Regions from separate parts of the Homo sapiens genome. Here all the other regions are linked to region 1. A link is a loop called in an ENCODE intact Hi-C map of the cell type or tissue named here. Cell type or tissue: endothelial cell of umbilical vein. All regions are shown on one strand. Each heading gives the region's core, and the rest is flanking DNA. Links, peaks and the distances in the headings are about the cores only.

The links. A loop is a pair of places that touch in the nucleus more often than their neighbours do. Peaks named below come from ENCODE experiments on the same cell type or tissue, not always from the same donor. Only the 100,000 strongest peaks of a DNase experiment are listed, where the experiment ranks them.
Region 2: it touches region 1 in a loop (4-fold over the local background); 90 of 110 quality-filtered maps call a loop at or near these places.
Region 3: a loop joins it to region 1, with 10 times the contacts of the local background. A loop is called at or near these places in 3 of 110 quality-filtered maps.

The regions. Positions count from the first base shown.
Region 1 is chr6:7,728,521-7,733,868 of GRCh38, forward strand. The region is part of intron 1 of BMP6 (bone morphogenetic protein 6); the gene reads left to right. Among named protein-coding and RNA genes, the nearest start is that of BMP6, 5.1 kb to the left of the region's middle. In endothelial cell of umbilical vein, for the core only: no CTCF peak of the experiment used is centred there; DNase peaks (open chromatin) are centred at 2,511, 2,971 and 3,891; H3K4me3 peaks cover 1,726 bases; H3K27ac peaks cover 2,500 bases.
Region 2 is chr6:7,997,575-8,002,922 of GRCh38, forward strand. The region is part of intron 4 of BLOC1S5-TXNDC5 (BLOC1S5-TXNDC5 readthrough (NMD candidate)); the gene reads right to left. Among named protein-coding and RNA genes, the nearest start is that of BLOC1S5, 64 kb to the right of the region's middle. In endothelial cell of umbilical vein, for the core only: no CTCF peak of the experiment used is centred there; DNase peaks (open chromatin) are centred at 2,837 and 4,027; H3K27ac peaks cover 2,436 bases.
Region 3 is chr6:7,972,010-7,977,357 of GRCh38, forward strand. The region is part of intron 4 of BLOC1S5-TXNDC5 (BLOC1S5-TXNDC5 readthrough (NMD candidate)); the gene reads right to left. Among named protein-coding and RNA genes, the nearest start is that of TXNDC5, 64 kb to the left of the region's middle. RefSeq lists a silencer at 3,908-4,037. In endothelial cell of umbilical vein, for the core only: no CTCF peak of the experiment used is centred there; a DNase peak (open chromatin) is centred at 3,282; H3K27ac peaks cover 2,500 bases.

The DNA.
Region 1 (5,348 bases), core at 1,493-3,992:
CCCACTGAGTTTTCTCATCTGTAAATGAGAAGGGTGCAGAGAAGACTCTTTTCTTCGGAGTCAGTGCCTCCGGTTTGCACTGCTTTTCATTCATAAGCTGACTTAGTTTAGCGCAGACATAGGATGGAGGGACGCGCTGTCAGCGGACAGATCATGGGTGCACTGGCTACGCCCGGGATGGTTGCAGCTGCGCGGCGGGGTGGGGCTTCACGGGCCTCCTTCCCATGTGAGACGGTGGTTGTGCCCAGGCCCTGAAGTGGGTGAGCAGACACTCGCCAAAGGAGCACACGGGTCTCCCAGCCACGTCAAAGACGCTCATCTTTTAACGGCATTACTTACTGGAATGATTCCCGCGTAGACTATCTGGGTGATTTCTTTACCAGCCTATCTATGATTCCCAACTCCACTGAGCTTTGAGGGAGAGAACATGGGGGGTAAGAGCCAAGGGAGGGTGTGGAGGCAGGGCGATTGGCATCCAAGTGGTGCAGAAATCCTCCTGGGAAATTCGTGAAACAGAATCTCACAGGAGTCCAGGCTCAGGGCCTGCCAATCTGGCTGCTTGCACTGCCCGGGGTTCTGATTGGACAAGAATTTTCACAATTTATTGGAACCAAATCCAAGGTTGAGCCACCTCCAGGAAGCATTCTAAGGAAATTCTCATGCCAGTCAATAAAATTTGTAGTGGGTGGGGGCCAGGGTGGCAGAGGACCAGCGCTGTTCCTTATTCTAACTTTTCTGCTGCTTCTGACTTAGTAAATTCCTCCCCTTGCTCTCTTCCTCTCCTCTCCTTCCACCCTCACCCCCCGCCCCCACCCCGCCTCCAGGTTTCCTGGCAGCTCTGGGGAAATGTTTTATTGCCTCTTGGGGGTAGTCCTAACCTGGACAAAGGGGAGGAAGACTGGCGCTCCTGGCTACTTCACAGAGAATCGTGTTACAGTCCCTGGGAAAACAATTCCTGGGCTTGAACCGAGGTTCTCAGCATTAGCTGCCCTGTAGTATCACCCGGGGGACTTAGAGTTCTAGGGTTATTAGGGCCGCTTCGTGGGCCCAGATCAGTTAGGTCAGAATCTTTTGAGGGTGGGGCACAGGCATCATTTTTTTTAAGTACCTTAGGTTTTTCTAATATGCTACCGTGGTCAGGAAACACTGGCACAGGAGATCCCAATGTCTGAAGGAAATGGATACATTGTCCCAGTAAGAGATGAAGAGCAAAGCTTTCAAACATTGCTACACATTAGAATCACGTGGGTGTTACGTGGGAGGTAGGGGGGAACGCCTTAAAAAAACCCAGATGCCCAGGTGGCACTCCATATCAAATCAGAATGTGTGGAGGTGGAAACCAGGTAGCAGTATTTTTTTGTTCAAAAATAAAGAGGATCTCCCAACGTTGCCCAGGCTGGACTCAAAACTCCTGGCCTCAAGCAATCCCCCTGCCTCAGCCTCCTGAGTTGCTGGGAAGATAGAAGTGTGCCACCATGCCCAGCAGTGTCATTGTTTTGTCAAGATCTCAGGTGATGTCAGTGTTTGGAAACCACTGCCTTAGATGGTATTTGAAATTTCAAGAGCTGGGCCTAAGGCGAATTTGTAAAGTATAGTCATATTTACTGTATTTAGTGACCCTCCAAATTCCCCTTATTCCTTGCTTCTCTGACTTTTCGTGGGCTACAGGGACACACTGCCTCTGAGTCACACTGCTTAAAGCTGGCTGTCAGCTAATCCTTGCTAGGGTGATGGTTTAACATAGTATCTCCCTAGGGATATTGACATTTTTCGTAAAGGATTTTGAAAGATCTAAAAAAATCCCCTAAAAATTTTTAAGAGAACTCACCCAGTAGTGCAATTCCAGGCCCCAAGACAGGCTGACACAGAACTGAAAGAGAATTCTAGGATGGGAATTCTATCCCAAGCCCCTCATATTCCTATCACTGGGCTCCTTGTACAAGTTATAGCTACTGTAGGTCCACTTCTGGACTCTATACTGATAGTGTGAAGAGAAAACCTTTTGCGGGTAAGTAGAATCCAAGCAGCAAGCCATGCCACCTGCCAATGAAGCAATTCTATTTCATCTTAATCCATGTAGCAATAGGAAAGGGGTATTTCATCATCAGAGGCTAGAATGGGGTAAAATCTGATTGCCATGACTCTGAACATAGGAAGGACAGTTCATTTGAACAAAGTTATTGCGTACCAATGTTGGATTCTCTATATAGGGATACTAGAGAATTACAGATTTCCTAATTGCTGTCAATGCCATGTTAACTGCCACATTACCTGACTCATCTATTAAAGAATCTACAGAAAGATAAACATGACAGCGCTGCGTTTTAAAGTACGCTTATACCTACTAGGTTAAGTAAATTACACACTGGAAGTACAAGGGAAAGTATTACATAGTTGTAAACATCCGACTTCCCTGGGACTGGGGGAATAATTTACTCATGAAATACATTTGAAACACCCCGAGCCTTGTAAGCCAGCCGGACTATCAGGAAGTGTGAATCAACAGGATAAATTTCTCTCTCATAGCGCAAGTGCTGGTCATCCAACCAGCTCATTGTTGTTTATGTTGACTGTTTCAAACTCTTTCTGGGTGAATAGGCTGGGATGTGTCACCTTCTAAATGCTAACCGTCTGCTGCCTGGGCTGCTGGTGTGCAGAGTGCCTGGGTGAGCGAGCTCGTGAACTTGCATTCACTCAGGGCCACAGATGCCATTTTCTATTTGTTTTCTAATGCTAAAAATGTCTTGGCAGCCTAGTCAGCATCCCTGCCAATTTGGTGACCTTGGAGAGGTATCCTTCAGGTCTTAGCTTAAAATTCACCTAAGAGAGACCTTCTCTGCCACTCTATATAAACTGGTCATGCCTCCATCCCACCCACTTCTGTACCATGACAGCACTCTGCTTATTTCCTTCCTTGTACTTATCACAAGTTTTTCTTTTTTCTTGTTAAATTTGCTTACTCATTTGTTTGTCTCCCCTGTAGGATGTCAGCCTCCAAAGGCGGAAACCACGCTAACCCACCACAGTAGCCCAAGTGCCTAACATAATGCTGACCACATGGAAGATGCTTTGAAAAGGCTGAATTAGTGAACATATAGACATAGCCCATGCTTCAAATTCATATTTCACTGATTTGGAAGATTTGATTATTTAGAAAGGGTATACCTGATTTTTATTGAGTAAAATGTTTACAGTGAAGACATTTAGGACAGGGAGGTTCACAGTATTTGAGGTAAATCATCGTGCTTTATTAATACACCTTTTTTATTAGTCACCCATATGTATATTAATTTGTAATATGCATTACATTTGAGAGTAGTAAAAACATTTAATTAAATATCTGCATTTCAGATTTCACTTGTTTATTTGAATTCACGAGGTATTTATCTCCAAATGCTAGGATTAAATGGCAATTTAAAAAACTCAAATTGTGTTCAGAAAAGGGAATCAGTATATATTAGTACAAGCAGCAAGAAACTTGTGCTAAAAATACTGGCAATTTTCTGAACAAAATTACTCTTGGGAAACATAAATAAGAAGAAAAATGGAATACTCCCTACTTGTATTTGTAACTAGATATAATGCGCTATCTCTTTCTCCTAAACATAGCATCAGTAGTACTGTTTTTCATTTAAGCTACCTGTACTTAAGAAGATTTTTGTTAGCAGAAAATAAATCCATGCCTGCAAGCTACTCACAGCAAAAACAGTTTGGAGAATTTGGTTGCAAGAGTGTGATTCAAAGAAGCAGTAGATGTTCTTCTAAAGAGATTACAAAGAGTAAATTTGAAATTCAGTGGCATTTCAACAAAAAAAAGTTGTACAAAGTGTTCTTAAACTAAGATCAAAGGGCAAGCAGATACTATTGTTCAGACCTCAGATGGTGTTTCCTCTGGGTGTCCTTCTAAGAATGGGTATAAATCCTTTTTAAATGTGCTGAATCATGGTTAGTTCCTCTATTTGAGAGCTTACCTCTGATCAGCTTGGAGGAGGGCTTCCCTGGGATAAGAATCTGTTTAAATACAAAAACAATGCTCAGTGCTTGCTTTAGCATATAATTTGTTGCCTCTCTGTGTCTTCAGAGAGTAACTACTTTATATGTTGGATTTCAAATTGATATTTTACTTGACTATGAATACTGGCTAAATACTGGCTATCAAATGTAGTATATCAAACGTAGTATATCAAACGTAGCAAACTAAAAGATAGCAGCTCTGCTGTCTTTGCCTCACTCCTATTTACGAAGGTGAGTTAGACAAGGAAAATGAAGAGGGTACAATGTCTTGCATCATGAAGCAGCTTTCTGTAACTTTTTCACAAACCAATCCTTCACTTTCTGCTTCCCATCTTATATCAAAAATGAACTATTCTAGGGAATGATTTTTTTTTTTTTTTAAGACAGTATCTTTTTCTGTCACCCAGGCTGGAGTGCAGTGGCGAGATCTCGGCTCACTGCAACCTCTCCGTCTCCTGGGTTCAATCAATTCTCCTGTGTCAGCCTCCAGAGTAGCTGGGATTACAGGTCTCCGCCACCACACCTGGCTAATATTTTTTTTTTGTATTTTTAGTGGAGCTGGGGTTTCACCATGTTGGCCAGGCTAGTCTCAAACTCCTGACATCAAGTGATCTGCCTGCCTTGGCCACCCAAAGTGCTGGGATTACAGGCTCACGCCACTGCGTCCGGCCAGGAATGACTATTGTTTAACTTAGCACAACGTCGTTACAGTTTTAATTTTTCTACTTCGATCTTTATTCTATTTTTCTTCCTCTTCTGTTCAGAATTTTAGTCATTTTGCCATCTTTGGTGCTTCCAGTAGTGGGAAGAAAAGTAGACAATATTTTAATTAGACAATTTTGTTTTTCACTAGTTTTCATAAATATATGAGTAAAAGGAGTAGAAATCACCGCAGAAACTCCCTAAGATAGGAATAGACAATTTACCAAGGCCCCATTCACGTAAACAGCTGTTACACATTAACCATCCTGTCCCCCCCTCCCTAGGCCACAGCATAACCCAGCCATGTGCCCAGCAGCTGGGCTGCTCCAGCCGCAGGGTGTCACCTGGGGGGCAGATATAGGGCATAGCTGGCATCTTCTCTTGTGTTCCCCGCAAGGAACCAGTGCATTATGTTGTTCTTATTTCCCTGTTTTCATCACGACAGCGGAGTTAACTTTATTCAAATACACTTTCTTTTCTGATCATACCCTTACCTTCTCTTCAACACCCTCACTCCCATCTCTGATCCAGCTTTTACCCACTGGAAACGTGTGAGTCGGAAAACGGCACTAGTCTCTCCTGGAATATATGAAAGTGGTGATAGTTGTATGAAGGGGAAGGAAAGCCATCAC
Region 2 (5,348 bases), core at 1,853-4,352, 270 kb after region 1:
CTTTTACATCCTGCCTCTTCCATGAAGCCTCTTTGGAAGACGCAATGACCTATTTCAGCCTACAGTGATTTCTTCCTCCTGTAAAATCCAAGCGTTCTAAAATGTAGTTTTAAACTGTTTCCCAACTATTTCATTTAACTTAGCCTTTGCTTCCTCAACAAAAGTTTTTTTACAGGGCAGTAATCACATATTATATACCTCATTTACACTCCCTGTAATTAGCCAAGTACTGGATACATGTTGACTGGCCTAGTGATACAGTCCCTGCATGCAGTCTAAGACAGATGTTGCTTTAGAAAAATTTCATTCTATATTTAACAATGCTTATAAAAAAGTATATGGCAAATATAAATTCATAATCTATCACTTGTCCAGTATAAGTAACAATGAATTAAAAATTCACAGACTTGAATTTAACTTTCCTACCTGTGTAAGTCTGTGCTATGCCTAGTCATTGAAGACTAACAGACAATTGGTATTTGCTTACCAAGCTATACTATATCTTGCCAAATTTCAATATTACCAAGAAAATAATGACCATTCCAGAAAACATTAATAACACTTATCCTTAAATATAAACAGCAGCCCATTAGGGCTTAAGTGCGTCACAGACAGCTTCATCGAGTTGAGTATTCATGGCTGGCGATTTCCCTCTGAGGTAGCTATGAAGACTAGTAAGGTAACTGGAATTTATAGAATTGGGTAACTAGTGTGTTAAGCCAATCCTGGGAGTGAGCCAAGATAAGAAAGCCAAAAATGATTCCACTGCTATAAACTAAAGCCAAACAATGAAGACAACTGATTTAAGACTCCAGACACTGTTCATTCTCAAGTTCTTAACTAGGCCTAGACCACTGAAATCTGGCTCCAAAATATTCCACGGAATGAACGATGTGCCAAGGCCTATGCCTGGCCCTCCTCCACCCAGGACTGCTTTCCCCACACCGCAGGCTGCACAGCCCCACTCGCTGTCCCTTGGGGCATGGTGGCACAAACCCTACTTCTGCTTTTAGCTTTTGTCACTGACTCTTCTTCAAGAGGTAATTTGACCCATTACCTTTTTAATAAAACAAATTGACTCATTCCACCTATAGCTTCTCAATTTGAGTCTCCTGGCTTGAAAAGAGCCAGTGGGAATCAAGGAACAATGAGAAAGGTAATGGATTTTCTAACATGGATGTGTGGCCAACCACATCGTTCGGCCAGGCAGTGGCCAGGCCAAATGGAAAGATGCCTTAAAGAAAGAAAACCTCAATTTAGCGATTTCCATAATTTATGAGGAATTGGTAAATTTCTGATACAATCAGAAATAAGCATTTTTATTTTTTAATTGTTTTGTGGAGATGGGGTCTCACTATGTTGCTCAGGCTGGTCTCAAACTCTTGGGCTCAAGTAATCCTGCCTTGGCCTCCTGAGGCTAGAGCCACCATATCCGGCTGCCTGAAATAAGTAGTTTTAAATGCCAGTTTCACACTATACTTGTAAAAGTTATACATTTCACTAGAGCAAATGTCAAACAAGTTGATTTTGAGGCGGAATGAAGAGACACGACATCGATACCTAAGCTTCCACACAGGGAAGAGGATTTACGAAGACCCAGAAAGCCAGACAGAGAATGGTCTATCTTTCCGGGAAAAATGCCCAGAGGCAGCCGATGAAACCCCCTAAGTAATGCTGCAGTGTCTCAAGTCCCTCTTCAATCTGCTCAGTGTTCCTCCCTGTGACTCTTATATCCAATTTATTACACCTTTCACTCATGGGGGAGGATATGTCAACACAGAGGCAAATGCAAACATTCAGATGAAATGTAAAACACAACCTAGTTTCCAAACAGCTTTCTAGTTGGCCTTGTACAGGCTCAACAGCCAGATGACTATTCTCAATTTTTTTCTCATCCCTGATTAAATACAGTACCGACTTCCTTTCAAATGAGAATTCCAGAAAGCAATGTCTAAACATTAGCAATCTTCCTAATTGTTATTCTTTGCCATGGGTACCATCAGGCTACCTTGGTGATGTTTAGATTGCTAAGGATTATAAAGATGCCTCTTCATAGGAGTATCTACCAATCCACATTCAAGGGGCCCAAAAAACTCTCACACTACCCCAAAACATGTTTTGCTGAAATAGATATTCATTCTTCTTTTTTTTTTTTGAGACGGAGTCTTGCTCTGTTGCCAGGCTGGAGTGCAATGGCACGATCTGGGCTCACTGCAACCTCCGCCTCCCAGGTTCAAGCAATTCTCCTGCCTCAGCCTCCCAAGTAACTGGGGCTACAGGCATGTACCACCACGCCTGGCTAATTTTTTGTATTTTTAGTAGAGACGGGGTTTCACCATGTTAGCCAGGATGGTCTCAATCTCCTGACCTCGTGATCTGCCTGCCTCGGCCTCCCAAAGTGCTGGGATTATAGGCGTGAGCCACCGCACCTGGCCAATATTCATTCTTTCTAAAAGTTTGCATTTCTTATCTGGAAAGTCTGAAACAGAAGTCCCAAATTCTCTTTAGGAGTAAAAGGAAAACAATGTTGTAAAATAAGAATAGTTCAATAAACTGCAAGTAATCTCTGGGATGCTTCCCAAAAGTGTACAAAAAGGAACCCAGGGCCATCATCTCCCAAGAGGCTGTAAGGCAGTACAAAGACAAACAGCTCACCATGGCCAGAGCCCCTGTCAATAGCGCCGAGTGCTTGGTAATTTATTACCTCTGGTCCCTGGACTGCAGTGAAGGAAACTGGAATGTCATACCTTCATTCACAACACTGTCTCATGGAATTATTTTTTCCGGATTCCTTGGGAAGTTAAAGTATTTGAGAAGAATATCAGGAACTGTTGTTTCAGCCTGTTTTGTGAGTAGATAATTGCCTTCCAACTCCATTATTTCAGGAAATGATGTGTGCGGCATTGTTCCTAGATGAGGGGAGCAATGTGTTTTAGCAAGACCCATACATGCATATGAAAACAAAACAAAACAAAAGGCATGCAGTCTAAGTCACTTCACTCAACTCAGACTTTTAAAATCTGGTCTCTAGATAAGAGGCTGGCCCCAGACAACCTACCCACATACCAATAACATTCTTTTGAAAGGGTGTAAGCAAAATTTGTTTTAAGAAGTGAGAAATTTTTACCAAAATTACTAAATGTGGTAATAAATAACTTCGACAAATTAAGTGCTATCAAAATGGGTTCAGCAGAGACCTATTTGAAAGGCTAAATTTTTCTCTGATTTGGGTCTGAGTCAAAGACCAGCATGGGAACTAGAAGTAAAACACATTTCATCCTGAAAAATACCTTTGATTCCATGGAATATATTAGCTGATCTTCCTGAAATGTGACATCATTTGTGGTACCAGCTGTATGGGTGTGCCATCTAAGGATTTACTAAACTAGTATTTCTTTGGTTTAATATGTATTTTAAGACCACAGAAAAAAGTCTAATCCAACTAAGTGGTCCAAGGGGAACTGTTATGGACTTCATTCTAAGAAGCTTAAATTTCTTATGATCATGACCTGTTGACCTTTTAATGGATGGATTACACAGAGCAAATTCCCAAATGGACATCTAGAATTGATGATAATGATAATCATTGTTATAAAGGAAACATTAAATATAGCACATGTGAGGTTCTATTTTACATATATTAACTCATTTAATCCTCAAAACAAACTTACGAGGTTAAGTATTGGTCTTTTTACCACCCGTATTTTACAGGTGGGGAAACTGAGGCACAGATATTGAGGTTTGAGATGCCTATTAGGCATCTCAGTGCAGATGTTAATCAGGTGGTCAAATATGTGAGGAAAAAAACAGGGCTGGAGATACAAATTGGGGAGTTGATAGTTAATCATCCTAAGACTGGCTGCAGGGAAGTATCTGCAGGGAAGAGATAGCTGGAGGTCTGGCCTTGAGGCATATCAATAATTAGAGGTTGGAAAGAGGAGGAACACCCAGAGAGGCAGAAAGCAAACCAGGAATAGCTGGTCATCAAAAAGCCAAGTGAAGAAAGTGTTTCTAGAAGGAGAGAGTAATCGATTGTACCTACTGCCGTTGAAAAATAAGGTGAAAACTCAGGACCATTGGATTTGGCCCAATGGAGGTGGCTGGTGGTTTCAGGGGAGGAGTGGTACTGAAAGCCAAGCTGGAAAGGGTTCAAGGGAGAATACAGAATGCGGTAAGTGGACACAGCAGCAAATACTGGCAGCTCCTTCCAGGCATTTTGCTATAAACGTGAGCAGATAAATGGAGCAGTAGCTAAAGGGAAAATGGGGAGCATAGGGAAGGCTTCTTGGGGTTAGGTGGCAGTTTATAACGCATTTATAATATGCTGAATTAATGATTTTGCATAATCTAAATTTTCTTCATCTTCTGAAAAAAATAAAATTAGTTTGATAATTAATGTTCAAAACATGCATTTCTGTTCTGCACACATTTAATCCATGTTTTGTTTTGCAAGAAGCAGGATAGGTTACACATCGTTGTCTACACTTGGTTCAGCCAGTCAGTCAGCCTCAGCAATGAGTGTTCCAGGTTACTTTTCAGTTGCTATAGCCTGCAATTTTGCTATCCCTAACACTGTAAGTGTTAGGAACTTGCAGAGGGAACTTGCTTTTTTCTTCATGAAAATTTAGTCTAGATGCTCCTAGGTGGGCAATGGAGGGGGAAACGTCCACATGGAGAGTAGTAACTAGACCTCACGGGACAACATCTACCTTCTTTGAGATTTCTCCCTGCCACCACCACTATCCAATACTTTTGGTGTTGAGGGACAGTGCCTTGCTTAACTTCCTCTACATAGCTGAGATCATGTTGGAACATTTAAACGAAGTTTCATGGAGAATTTGGGGGTTACAACATGGAAATGGCCACACAATACAATATAGAGAATCTGGTTTACAAAACATAACTCACTCATCTCTGGTTCAGGTGCTCCTACAAAGATGACTGCGTGACCTGTAGTCCACTTCTGTGAGGCAGAGGTTATCTGTAACCCCTGCCCACTGTGGAGGGAGAGAGAGAAGAAAGAAAAGGGGTAGGGGGAGAGAGAGGGTGAGAGAGGTAGGTTCTCACACCCACCTAGTCCTCTTTAAGAACGCACCACTTTCTCAGGTGATTAACATTAGTAAGGTCTATTCATTTCAGGACTTAAGTATAGTCTTATTCTGTGGCCTTAATTAGTCTTATTCTGTGGCCTACATAAGATTTTAACACAGTAAACCCAACATCCATATAAGACACACACACATACACACACACACCCCAGATACAGAAGAGAAGAGGGATTTTGTTATGCTCTCATGATTGCAGATACCACTGGGACCTGGGATCTCCAAGTGGGAGCCGAATTCACT
Region 3 (5,348 bases), core at 1,853-4,352, 240 kb after region 1:
TTCTATATTAACTGAATTTTGGAAGGCAGTTTTTCACTAACCACATCTTAATACATTATAGACTAACAGAAACCAGCTTTTTCTCATATATACATGTAAAGTGCAGGCCTTCTATGGAGCAAGGAGACTTTATTCTCCCATTGGGCACCATTTTACTGTGTGGAGAAAATCACTGAGAAAAAGACACCGTCATCAAGCCTATACAGTATCAGCTTAATGGACATGAAAATACGGGGAAACAGGAATAATGTCAAAGGATGTAAATACTCAGAGTGATTCACATACAGAAGCGGGTGGCAAAGAACAGAAACACCGAGGCCTCTCAGGGCAGCAGCTCATGGAACGGCCCCTGATCCCGATGCAGCAAGGGATGGATGGTGGGTCGCTTTGCCAGCAGCCACCTGCAACCCTAGGGCTTCTAGACAATGGCATCACGTCCCATCTGTACCCTAGATGGCTGGCCCAAAGGACGCAGTATCCACAAAATTCATGATTATATTTTTATGGCTCTGTGAATGAAAATTCCCTCATAACAAGTAAGTCAATCTTCTCTCTTTCTGATCTTGAACTTTCTTTGGGTTATCTATGTGAATTTAGCAAACCACCCAGTGCAAGAAACGGCGCTATTGAGTTCAGATGGTGAATCACAGCCTTGCTTAGACCAAGAGACTAAGAACGCTACAAGCAAAGTGTGCGGTCCTTACCCAAGCCTAAGCAATCTAGCTAAGCTTCGCCTTAACTTGCTAGAAACATGCTGAAAATAGGTTGTATGATCGGGCTTTGATCGAAGTAAGACTTCCACTCTGATGAGGTCCCTCTCTTCAGGAGGTTTAAGTCACCAACATTTAAAAACAAACCTATCCACGTATTATGAAAAAAGGGTGTTGTAAAATCTGAAGTGAAGAACATTCTGCCTTTCAGTAGATGACCTAATTAATACAATACCATGATAGATGCCTGATAAATACTTCTGGAGATGATGCTGATTATTTTATAATGCTGTCCAAAAGTGAGTAGGTGTTAGGTCAAGGGAAAAAATATATAGCCGTCCCTTGGTGTCGGTGGGGGATTGGTTCCAGGACCTCCAGTGGATACCAAAATCTGTGGATGTTCAAATCCCTTAGAGAAAATGGCACCATATTTGCATAAAATCTATGCACATCCTCCTGATATCCATTAAAAATCTCTAGATTACTTTTAATACTTAATACAATCTAAATGCTACGCAAATAGTTGTTATGCTGCATTGATTCTTATATGTGTTATTATTTGTTGTTGTATTGTTATTTTTAATTGTTTTTTTCTGAAATTTTTTTTCTTCTCCAGACAGAGTCTTGCTCTGTCGCCCAGGCTGGAATGCAATGGCGCAATCTCAGCTTACTGCAACCTCCACCTCCCAGGTTCAAGAAATTCTCCTGCCTCAGCCTCCCAAGTAGCTGGGATTACAGGCACGCATCACCATGCCAGGCTAATTTTTGTATTTTTAGTAGAGACAAGGTTTCACCGTGTAGGCCAGGTTGGTCTTGAACTCCTGACCTCGTGATTCGCTCACCTCGGCCTCCCAAAGTGCTGGGATTACAGGCATGAGCCACTGCGCCTGGCCTTTTCTGAATATTTTTGATCCACAGTTGGTTGAATCTGCAGGTGGGAAGCCTAAGGGTAGGGAGGGCCGACAGTACTGTATTTATAAATGGTGTAATTAAGTTACTTAGTACTGACATGGGAGCTTTCATGTTGAATTGTAAGTCATTATGTAAATATTAACTATGTATCAAAATTCTTATAACAAAGCAGGCTATGGCATTTGCTTTGAGTCACTGTTGAAGAACAAGCTCTGTGACTTTGGAAAATGATGAAACAGAACTCATCTTCCTTACTCCCCACTGTCCTTGAGTTAATAATGGTTAATAACACTGACATTGCCATTCAGGACTTACATTGTACTTCAGCAGTTAAGTGATTTATAGTACAATACTGAGCTTGTAATGAAAACAATCACTATTTTAGTTATTATAAAAAATGTCTATGAGACCATGAAAGGCATTTTTATCACAAGTTTACAACAGAATCTTTCAAAGGTGATGGCTACCTGTGCATCTAATGACTTGGGCTAAAGAAGCCTGCAAAGCAGTGTAGCCATCTCTACATCTAAATGGTGCAGGGCAGGTGAGCCCCAAAGTGGGACTTAGCCCACGAGGGTTCTTGGCTTTGCCCAGGAAAGAATTCAAGGGCATGCTGGAGGTAGACAAAAACAGCTTAACTGAAGCAGCAGTGTTATACCTCCATGACTGCTCCTGCAGATCTGGGCAACCCCATAAGCAGAGAGGAGCAGCTCAGGGCAGCTTTGCAGTCGTATTTATACCCACTTTTAATTATATACAGACTAAGGGATGGTTTATGCAGAAATTTCTAGGAAAGGGTTAGTAACTTTTGGGTCATCGGATCATTGCCATGGAAAGGAGCGATAACGCCCGGGTGTTGACATGGCAATGGTAAACTGACATGGCACACTGGTGGGCACGCCTTATGGAAAGCTGCTTCCACCCTGGTCCTGTTGTAGCTAGTCCTTAATTTGGTCCAGTGTCTGAGCCCCGTCTCCAGAGTTGAGTCCCACCTCCTACCTCATAAAGGCAAGGTTAGTGAGTGGAACAGTTAACACTAGTTTCAGAGGCTCTTTAGGCAGCTCAGAACAAGCAGGTCCAGTCCTAGGCTATTCTCAGTTGCCTCTCTAGGTTATCAACGCCATCCTTTGAGAGTCAAGGATGTGTCAACCATCGAGAGAATGACTTATGTGACAATCAAACCCTCATCCTGTCAGATAATCATGCATTTTTTTTTTCCAAGGGCAATGGAAAGTGAGCAAACTCTTCAAGATGAGTTGATTGCATTAGTCTTTTTAAAAAAGTTAAGTACTCTTAAGACGACGGCAAGGAGTGGGGGGAAAAGTTAAGTACTCTTTACGTGACCCAGGAGTAAACGAGATCCTTTTGGCAAACCTCAGAATGTTGGATGGTGTTGACGGCATGGACTGGGCAACCGGGAAACCATGTGCTAACTGGCTGCTTCATCCCTTTTTCCTTTTCTGCGTCTGCCAGGTGGGGCCCTGAGTTCGGAGCACGTCTGGCTCTCTGCGGCATCCTGCCTGTTATCTCTGTCTGGCAAACAACCACTCCGTGCTCCCAGAACTTCGGAGCCTTCCAGGGCACTGGGGATGAGTCATTCTCAGCTCACTGTGCCAAAGGTCTTTTTGGCCGAGGGACTGAGGAAGACCATTGTTGTGGCTGGCTGTTATCTCTCGAGCCGACTCCACTTGGCAGAGGCACAAGTCCATCTCTCTGGTGTGGAACAAGGCGCTGGGCTCTAGATGAGTCAACACGCTAATAAACAAGAGGCATGGAGGAAATAGCAGCCAGTCTTGAAAACAAAAAAAAAGAAACATTTTGAAGTGTACTGGATGCCGAGATGTTTGTCCTCCATGGTGCAATCCTGCTTTATCTCACTCCACAGCCTTCCTATCAAAGAAATGGGGAAGTTAATAGTTTATCAAATGTGAATCGGCTGTAGTGTTTATGCATAACTTACATAGCACGGAAAGTATTTTTTGGTGCTGGGGGTACTGTTTTCTTTCATTGCAAATTTATATCTTTGTCATTCATCTCCCTTTTTGTCAGACTACATATTTTAGGAAGTCTTCTGTCTACCAAGAGGTTTATTGTCTCCTGAACTTATCCCCATGCCATCAGGGAAACCACCCCGACGGTGGCTCGGCAGTTCCCGGAGTGAGATAAAAAACAGCAAGCTTTCCCCTAATGTAGACAGAGAAGCAGGATGGAAACCCTGCTCTGGGGAAGGTCCTGTCTCTGAAGCAGAAGACCAGGGCAGAGGGAGAGCATGCTGTACCACACATGTGTTCCCTGCAAGCACAGCGTGGTGCTGTCAAGTAAACACTGGCCACAGCAACCAAGCAGCAGCAAAGCCCTGCCTCTCAGCACCTGCGTGGGTCACTGTGATGGCTCACACCAGGTGCACCAACACCTCACTCTGGTGATTTAGCAGGAACCCACAGATTCCACATGAGGCGGGAGCTCAACTGTTGAAAACACAGTGTGTCGCCATTAGGATTCTTGGGGAAATGCAGGTGGAGGAAGCCAACTCTAGTCCCAGGGCAACTTTTGCTTCCAGAGATCCCAAATGCACAAGAGTGTTCCCTAAGCTTGCTCTGGATGGAACGCAAGGGACACAGGACTTCCTAGGGTGACTCACAGACACCTTGTAATAATCCTGTGTTGACAGTCATAAGAAGGTGACCGTACCTCTGTTTCCTCCAGAAAATCCTGGTTTTGTCCTACTGTATGTATTAGTGACACCCACTTTCATGCTCAAAAGGTGTTTTCATGTGGATGACAAATGCTCCTCTTGTCAGTCCACTCCCTCATGGAACTAACGATCAGCTTCACTGATGCCACAGCTGCACTATTAGGGCCACTTTCCACCTGCACTTTGTTTCAGCAAATGCCTGTTAAGCACCCGTGGGGCATCCCTTTGCCTCCCACTGTGCTTGGCAAACAGGACAACATGAATAGATGGTCCTCACCACAAGCCTTAGTCTAGTCAGAGAGACAGACACCTCAATAGATGACTACACAGCCCTGTGTTAAATGTGACAGCAGAGGCACGCACAAAATAGGACCGCAGTGTCTCCCCTCAACGTCAGTTTACCATCCGCTCACTTGGAGAGTTATCTAGGGGATGTCCCAGCTTGCAAGTGGGGACAGCAGTGCTGGCATCAGCAGTGTGAGCAGACAGAAACTCAGAAAGCCATGGAGTAGGCGTGTTTCTTGCTGTGCTTTGGGAAGCGTCATCAGCATCTGGAGAGCAGAGTGTAAACGGGGACACAGAAGTGCTCACTTTTTCCCCTAAAGATATGCACAATTTTGTAATTTAAATATTTACTTCTGTTAGTGCTTAGCTACTACAGAATGCAAAATAAATCCACTCTAAAGAAGCTAAGATCCAGGTGTCTTAGTCAATTTAAGCTGCTATGACAGGAAACTATGATTTGGGTGGCTTATAGAATACAGAAATTTATTGCTTACAGTTCTGGAGGCTGGGAAGTCCAAGATCAAGGCCCTGGCAGATTTGGTATCTGGTGAGGGCTGCTTTGTGGTTTACAGATGGCACCTTCTCACTGTGTCCTCATGTGGTGGAAGGGGGAAGGCAGCTCTCTTTTATAAGGGCATTAATCCCATTCATGAGGTCTCCACCCTTGTAATCTAATTATCTTCCAAAGGCCCTACCTCCTCATACTGTCACCTTGGGGCTTAGGGTTTTTCTTTCCTTTTCTTTTT